3 separate regions of the Homo sapiens genome follow, and all the other regions are linked to region 2. The links are chromatin loops, found by intact Hi-C in ENCODE. Cell type or tissue: PC-3. All regions are shown on one strand.

Region 1 (2,500 bases), 67 kb after region 2:
ATAAAGAATGTTACAAAGCATACAGATGAAAGAAACATGGAAGAGATGTATAGGTCGAGGTATAGGAGAAGGGGCTATCTACAGGCCCCCGACCTTCAGTCATCTCATTCACTTACAAAAGACACTCTTTTCACTCCAGAGATTCCAATGGTGTTAGGAGCTGTGTGCCAGGAACCAGGAGCTGAAAGCAAATATATACAGTCATGTGCTGCATAACAACATATCAGTCTAGGAAGGACTGCATTCGCAACAGTGGTTCCATAAGATTATAATGAAGCTAGCTGGGTGCAGTGTCTCACGCCTGTAATCCCAGCACTTTGGGAGGCTGAGGCAGGCAGATCAATTGAGGTCAGGAGTTTGAGACCAGCCTGACCAACCATGGCCAACATGGTGAATCCCCATCTCTACTAAAAATACAAAAATTAGTTAGGCTTGGTGGCACATGCTTGCAATTCCAGCTACTTGGGAGGCTGAGGCAGGAGAATTGCTTGAACCCAGGAGGTGGAGTTTGCAGTGAGCCCAGATCATACCACTGCACTCCAGCTTGGGCAGCAGAGCAAGACTCTCAGAAAAAAAAAAAAAAAAAAAAAAAAAAAGATTGTAATGAAGCTGGAAAATTCCTATTGACGTCATAGCCATCATAATGTCATAGAGCAATGCATTACTCACATGGGTGTGGTGATCCTGGTGTAAACTAACCTACTGCATTGCCAGTCATGCGAAAGTATAGCACATGCCATCACGTATAGTACGTAATACTTGATAATGATAATAATTTTCATTTTTATTTTCTGTACTTGCTGTACTGTACAGATATTATTTTCTGTACTTGCTGTACTGTACTCTTTATCATAACTTTACAGTGTACTCCTTCTATTTGTTTAAAAACAAGTTAACTGTAAAACAAGCAGGTCCTTCCAAGGTATTCCAGAGAAAGTATTATTACCAGAGGAAATGACAATTTCAAGCATGTATTGACCCTAAAGATTTTCCAGTTGGACAAGATGTGGAGGCAAAAAACAGTGGTTTTGATGCTCCTGACCATTCGTAGGCCTAGGCTAACATGTGTTGATGTCTTAGTTTTTAACAAAAAAGTTTAAAAAGTTAAAAAAAAGTACAAAAAAAGCACATAGAATAAGGACATAAAGAAAGAAAATATTTTCATACAACTATACAATGTGTCTTTTAAGCTAAGTGTTATTACAAAGGCTCATAAAGTTTTAAAAATTAAAAGAATTATAATGTGGAAAAGTTACAGTAAGCAAAGGTTAATTTATTGTTGAAGAAAGAAAAGTATTATTTTATTAATTTAGTGTAGCCTATGTGTACAGTGTTTAGAAAGTCTACAGTGGTGTACAGTAATGCCCTAGGCCTTCACACTCACTCACCACTCACTCACTGACTCACCCAGAGCAACTTCTAGTCCTGCAAGCCCCATTCATGGTAAGTGCCCTATCAAGATGTATCATTTTTTATCTGTTATACCACATTTTTTACTGTACCTTTTCTGTTTGGATATGTTTACATACACAAATACTTACCATTATGTTACAGTCACCTGGAGTATTCAATATGGTAACATGCTGTACAGGTTTGTAGCCTAGGAGCAATAGACTATACCATCTAGGTTTGTAAAGTACACCACTGTATAATGTTCATACAATGAAGAAATTGCCTACTGATGCATTTCTGAGAACATCATATCCTCATTAATCAATTCATGACTGTATTTTTTATTATATCATAAATATACTAAACCCAAACTGAATATATCCTTAATTTAAAATCCCTTTAGCCACATCCCAAAATTCCCTGGGCCACTAAATGCCACATGATATGGATGGATGCTGATGGAGGGGAAGTCAGTATAGAAAGGGATCCTGGTTTTACTTTTACAAATTTTACAAAAACATATGACAAGGTGAATACATTGTTTAAGCACCATAATTAATCTCTTCATGCCCAATTACCCACACTTGTGTAGACCATACACATTTAAAAATGACTAAGTGGTCCTGAATCTTTTTATACAGCTTCTTGAAGGGAAACAAAGCAATGATTTCTTAAATCATTAATCCCTATTTACAATGAACCTGAATAGATTGACAAATTTATCCAAAAGAAAAAGAAAGAAAAGAAAAGAAAGAAAGAAAGAAAGAAAGAAAGAAAGAAAGAAAGAAAGAAAGAAAGAGCTGCGCGTGGTGGCTCACGCCTGTAATCCCAGTACTTTGGGAGGCTGAGGCGGGAGGATCACCTGAGGTCAGTTCGAGACCAGCCTGACCAACATGGAGAAACCCCATCTCTACTAAAAATACAAAATTAGCCAGGCGTGGTGGCACACGCCTATAGTCCCAGCTACTCAGGAGGCTGGGGCAGGAGAATTGCTTGAACCTGGAGTGGGTAGAGGTTGTGGTGAGCCAAGATCGTGCCATTGCACTCCAGCCTGGGCAACAAGAGTAAAACTCCATCAAAAAAAAAAAAGAAGAAAGAAAGGAAGGAA
Region 2 (2,500 bases):
CTTTACATTTAACAACCTTTTTTTTTTTTTTTTTTTTTGAAACGGAGTCTCGCTCTGTCGCCCAGGCTGGAGTGCAGTGGCACGATCACAGCTCACTGCAAGCTCCACCTCCCAGGTTCACGCCATTCTCTTGCCTCAGCCTCCTGAGTAGCTGGGACTACAGGCACCCACCACCACGCCTGACTAATTTTTTGTATTTTTTAGTAGAGACAGGGTTTCACCATGTTAGCCAGGATGGTCCTGATCTCCTGACCTCGTGATCCACCTGCCTCGGCCTCCCAAAGTGCTGGGATAACAGGCGTGAGCCACCCCGCCCGGCCAACAACTCTTAATTTGCACAACAACCCTAGGTAGCAGGGACTTTTTTTTGTTGCTGTTGTTGAGACAGGGTTTTGCTCTGTCACCCAAGCTGGAGAGCAGTGGTGCCATCTCGGCTCACTGAAAGCTCGACTTCCCAGGCTCAAGTGATCCTCCTATTTCAGCCTTTTGAGTAGCCGCAGCCACAAGCATGCATCACACCTGCCTACTTTATTTTTTGGTAGGGTGGGTTGGGGGGAGGGGTCTCCCTGCGTTGCCCAGGTTGGTCTCGGTCTCGAACTCCTGGGCTCAAGTGATCTTCCCACCTAGGCCTCCCAAAATGCTGGGATTACAGGTATGAGCCACCACTCTGGCCAGGGACAATTTTTTAACCCGTTTGCAGATAAAGCTGAGGCACAGTAGACTAAAGCACCTGAAGTCGCATAGGCAGTGAGTGGCAAAGGTGGGAACCGAACCTAGGACATCTAGCTGGAGAATCTTAACTGCTACTCTCCACGACCCCTTCAATGGGATCCAAGTACGGAGATCATGAGCACTAGATTAGGGGTCACCACATGTCTGGGGTTAATCAGCACAGACTTCAAGTATAATTCGAGTCATACTTTATAAACTGGGTTTAATGGTAGAAGCAAGCAGGGAAGATTATCGAGATGACTATTACAGCATGTTGAAAAACAGCACAGGTAAGAAATGAGAGTAGCAGCAGCGGCATTAGCTTTTGAACAGTACTGGAGTGCTGCCTGCAGATCCTTGGGAAAGCAGCAAGCTGAGGGTTGGCAGGACAGACAGTGTAGGTTCAAGTGGAAAATCTGATTAGAACATAGTAGGAATGAAGTTATGACTCAAGATTTAGTATAGGGCCTTGATGACTTGGCTAAGAAATTCCAGTTTGATAAAAATAGAAAATTAGGCATGACTCAACTTTATTTAAACAAGAAAGTGACAAGCTTAACTTAAACAGAAAAGTGATATAAAACTCAAGGCAGAAAAAAAAAAAAAAAAAACCCAGGATGGATCATGGTAAAATAGATGGCTGTGAAGAAAACTGTATCACTGTCTATTAGTTTAAGAAAGGGAAAAAAACATTTAGAGTAAAAGGAAATGAATGTAACTTGGATGTGTCAAAATCTCAGGTTTCTCCAGCTCAGAAATTCACAACTAAGTGTAAGGAAGCAGCTACAGGAGGGACTCACACACTCACCAGTGTGCTCATGGCTTAAGGGCCATCAGGACTTTCTCCCAGAGCTCAAGGAATGAGGGGCTGCAGAAAGCGCCAAGCTCTAGGACTCAACCTCAGCCCTCCCTCGGGGGCTTTGTGGAAACTATGCAAACTGTCTTTCAGCTTCCTCATCTCTAAAATAAGTAGAACACCTCTTCCTCACCCCTGCATTGCCAGAAGTCGCATTTCTTCTTAATGTACTTCTGAACACCAAGTAAAAAGGCAATCTGCTATAGGTCTAAAGAACAGCCATTTGGCTGGGCCCGGCAGCTCACACCTGTAATCCCAGCACTTTGGGAGGCCGAGGCAGGCGGATCACGAGGTCAGGAGACTGAGACCATCCTGGCTAACACGGTGAAACCCCGTCTCTACTAAAAATACAAAAAATTAGCCAGGCGTGGTGGTGGGCGCCTGTAGTCCCAGCTACTCGGGAGGCTGAGGCAGGAGAATGGCGTGAATCTGGCAGGCGGAGCTTGCAGTGAGCCGAGATCGCACCACTGCACTCCAGCCTGGGCGACAGAGAGAGACTCCATCTCAAAAAAAAAAAAAAAAAAAAGCCGTTTTCATAATATTCAGATAAAAATCAATCCAAACTTTACAAGCTGTTCTGCCCACAAATTAAGGAAATAACAGGCTTGGATTGTATCTTATTTCAGTTATTTTGTGAAGCCTTATTCTGCAACCCAATTCTTATTCTGAGGCTGAATTATGAAACAAGGAGAGAGAAGATGGAGGAGAGACAGTCTAGATATGGAGAGTTAAACTAGGTGGAGTCATAGCTTTTATCTAAGTAAAAAGAGGCAGGGCGATGCAGCCAGCAACTTACAAGTGCAACTGTGCAAAGGTTTATAAATAGATTGGAAGCTGTACTACATTTTTCTATTACAGAAAAAGAAGTTATAACAATGAGCAGGCTCCCATGAAAGGCTATTATGAGACTTAAACTGTAATTACAATGGGCTA
Region 3 (2,500 bases), 87 kb after region 2:
AAAAAAAAACAAATTACCAAAATGTTAGTTTTTGAAAGATTAGTAGTAATATGGAATCTGAAACCATATCAATGAACTTTTTGTACTCTGTTATATTAAAATCCATTTATTGTCTTACACTTTGAATAGATCTTTTAATTTACTATGTGTAGGGTAAAATAGTCATTCAGTGAGTTATGCAAATCATCACCATTTTGACACATTTCATTATACAATACAAAAAATATCAAATTTATTAATATCACCATCAGATTGATCAGAAAAGTCTTCAGATATGAACTTGTGAAGCTCACTGTGGTAGATACAAGTTTTCTAGATTTCCAAGTTTTGCTTGAAAGCTCACATTTTGTCATTAACACACATACTGTAGTTACTTGTTTTCCTTAAAGGGATAAGCTCACTTTATTTTTGAGAAAACATCAGCCAAATACTGAAGTCTGAAAAACCATAATTTCTCTGTCAGTCACTTTTTTAGTTTTTTTTTTTTAAAGTAAAATTGATGTTCCCCAAAAAGGGAGGAATCTTGTATATGTTGCAGAAGTGTTTTTCCTCAGAATAACTATCCTACTTCAGTATGCAGCAAAACTGTTCTGTGTGTACTCCCATTCTGTCACATTGAATAGTAAAAGGAAATAAATCCAAGCAAGGGTCAAGATTTGATAAAATCAATAACTTTTACCACTTGATCAAGGCCATTCCTAGGTGAAACTGGCTTTTTTTTTTTTAACTGCGTGTGTGTGATAGTGAAGAATACAATGACTGTTAGAAGAGTTTTGTGCCAGTACCTTGATTTGTGCTAAGCTACCAGCAGATTTAACCATCAGTTTTGCACTATTGGTGCAGGTATCAACCCAGGGAAAAAAGACAATATCTTGTTATTATTCTGAAAATAATTTGACTTCCAGGACCTCCTGAAAGGGTCTCAGTGATCCCCAGGAATCTGAGGACATTTTGAGGACCAGTGCTCTACATAACCTTCCTGCCCGGAAGATCAAACTGTAATTTCCTCTAAAACCTCTGAGAGAGTTAGCCTGAACGAGATCACAGAGAGAGAATTGGAAAAGCGCCAGGGAGACCAATGATTCCCGTCGACAAGGCACCTTCTAGGGAAAACTTTTATCCTCTTCTGCCCCCCAGTGGTCGACCACCAAGACCACGGCAGGACCTACCTATGTTAGGCTGGGAGGAAAATGGTTTTTTTGTTGTTGAGGTGGCAGTAGTGTTCTTTTACAGACACACTTCTTCATTCACTTCTAGATCTAAAGTGTATTTGATCCTTTAGCAACCAAAACCCGGGAGCATAAATTGTCATCACGAGAAAGGCTGAGAACAGGGTCTCTGCTTAACTCTGGGGTGTACCCCTGCTATCCTTGCGTCTCAGTGGCCCCAGGGCTTGGCTGTCTGTAGCTGTGAAAACTTTTGCTATCTTTCCATTAAGGAACAAATGATAATCACAGAGCTTTCCTGTTACTTTTCTATCCTCAAAGCAAGCTTTCTTTTAAAAGGGTTCTAATTCATCTACGATAATTAAAGGGAGGCCGACCTGGGATTACGAGGCTCTCCTCTGCACCTCGTTCTGTTTTCACTGAAATATCATAGAGAAAGATGAAATCCACACACAGATGTCCTAGCAATGGCCCCTTTCACACTTCATCATCCCTCTACATTGCAAACCTTTGTCAGTCTGTATCCCACAAACTGTAAGTGCTGTGAGGGCAGGAACTTTGTGGCTTCCCTCTTGTATTCTGAAGTGGCAGACCTGGATATTTGAGAGAAAGCTGAAAGCCAAGGTTACCAGAGGGGTCCATCTATCACCCATGGTGAGGAAGTGGAGGTCTGAGGGGGCAGGAAGACAAGGTCTGGCGTGGGAGGCAGAGGCAGAGGACAGCCCTTGATGTTTACTCTCTCCAGTTCCCTCTCCTTCCCCTCTTGCCAAGCTACCCCACGGTGAGATAAAAACCATGCCCATGGGGCAGAGGTGAGCAGTCTTCACATCAGCTCAGAGAAGATTAAGAGAGAGAAAAGGGAAGGAATGCCATGGGAGCTGGGATTGGGGGAAGGGGGAAGGGGGAAGGAAGTCACTTGCCTGGTCATCTCCAGGAGGCCATTCCTGCAAGGTTATTCGTGCATAAGAAACATGGTGCAACGTTTACCTATGTAACAAACCTGCACATGCTGCACATGTACCCCAGAACTGAAAAAAATAAACTAAAATAAAATAACCATTTTAAAAAAGAAATATGGTGCAAAGATGAATGTATGTTGGGGACTGCGTGTAACCAATAACGTAGGAGGGACAGAAACTCAGAATGCTTTGTGAGGCTGAGCTGAGGGAGGAGGGGTTCGATGATGACCAAGAAATGGAAAAGAGTGGGAACCGGGGTCCTTTGTCACAAGCCTCTAATCTCTCTTACCAAATGGGAATTCTTCACATTTACACTAATGTCAAAGACAAGAACAAGGTTTGGGGCAATCCAACTCCTCATTGTGCTCTTCAAGG

What was found. Hi-C counts contacts between places; a loop is a spot of excess contacts. Peaks named below come from ENCODE experiments on the same cell type or tissue, not always from the same donor. Only the 100,000 strongest peaks of a DNase experiment are listed, where the experiment ranks them.
Region 1: it touches region 2 in a loop (2.3-fold over the local background); 3 of 110 quality-filtered maps call a loop at or near these places.
Region 3: it touches region 2 in a loop (6-fold over the local background); 12 of 110 quality-filtered maps call a loop at or near these places.

What each region holds. Positions count from the first base shown.
Region 1 is chr14:52,111,141-52,113,640 of GRCh38, forward strand. LINC02319 (long intergenic non-protein coding RNA 2319) reads right to left here. Exons shown (of 3, transcript NR_187197.1): 3 at 1-181. Among named protein-coding and RNA genes, the nearest start is that of LINC02319, 13 kb to the right of the region's middle. In PC-3, no CTCF peak of the experiment used is centred here; DNase peaks (open chromatin) are centred at 671 and 1,421; H3K27ac peaks cover 2,162 bases.
Region 2 is chr14:52,044,250-52,046,749 of GRCh38, forward strand. All of the region lies in intron 5 of NID2 (nidogen 2), which reads right to left. Among named protein-coding and RNA genes, the nearest start is that of NID2, 24 kb to the right of the region's middle. In PC-3, no CTCF peak of the experiment used is centred here; a DNase peak (open chromatin) is centred at 1,142; H3K27ac peaks cover 1,520 bases.
Region 3 is chr14:52,130,765-52,133,264 of GRCh38, forward strand. No RefSeq gene overlaps it. Among named protein-coding and RNA genes, the nearest start is that of LINC02319, 6.5 kb to the left of the region's middle. In PC-3, a CTCF peak has its summit at 1,135 (motif pointing left); a DNase peak (open chromatin) is centred at 1,087.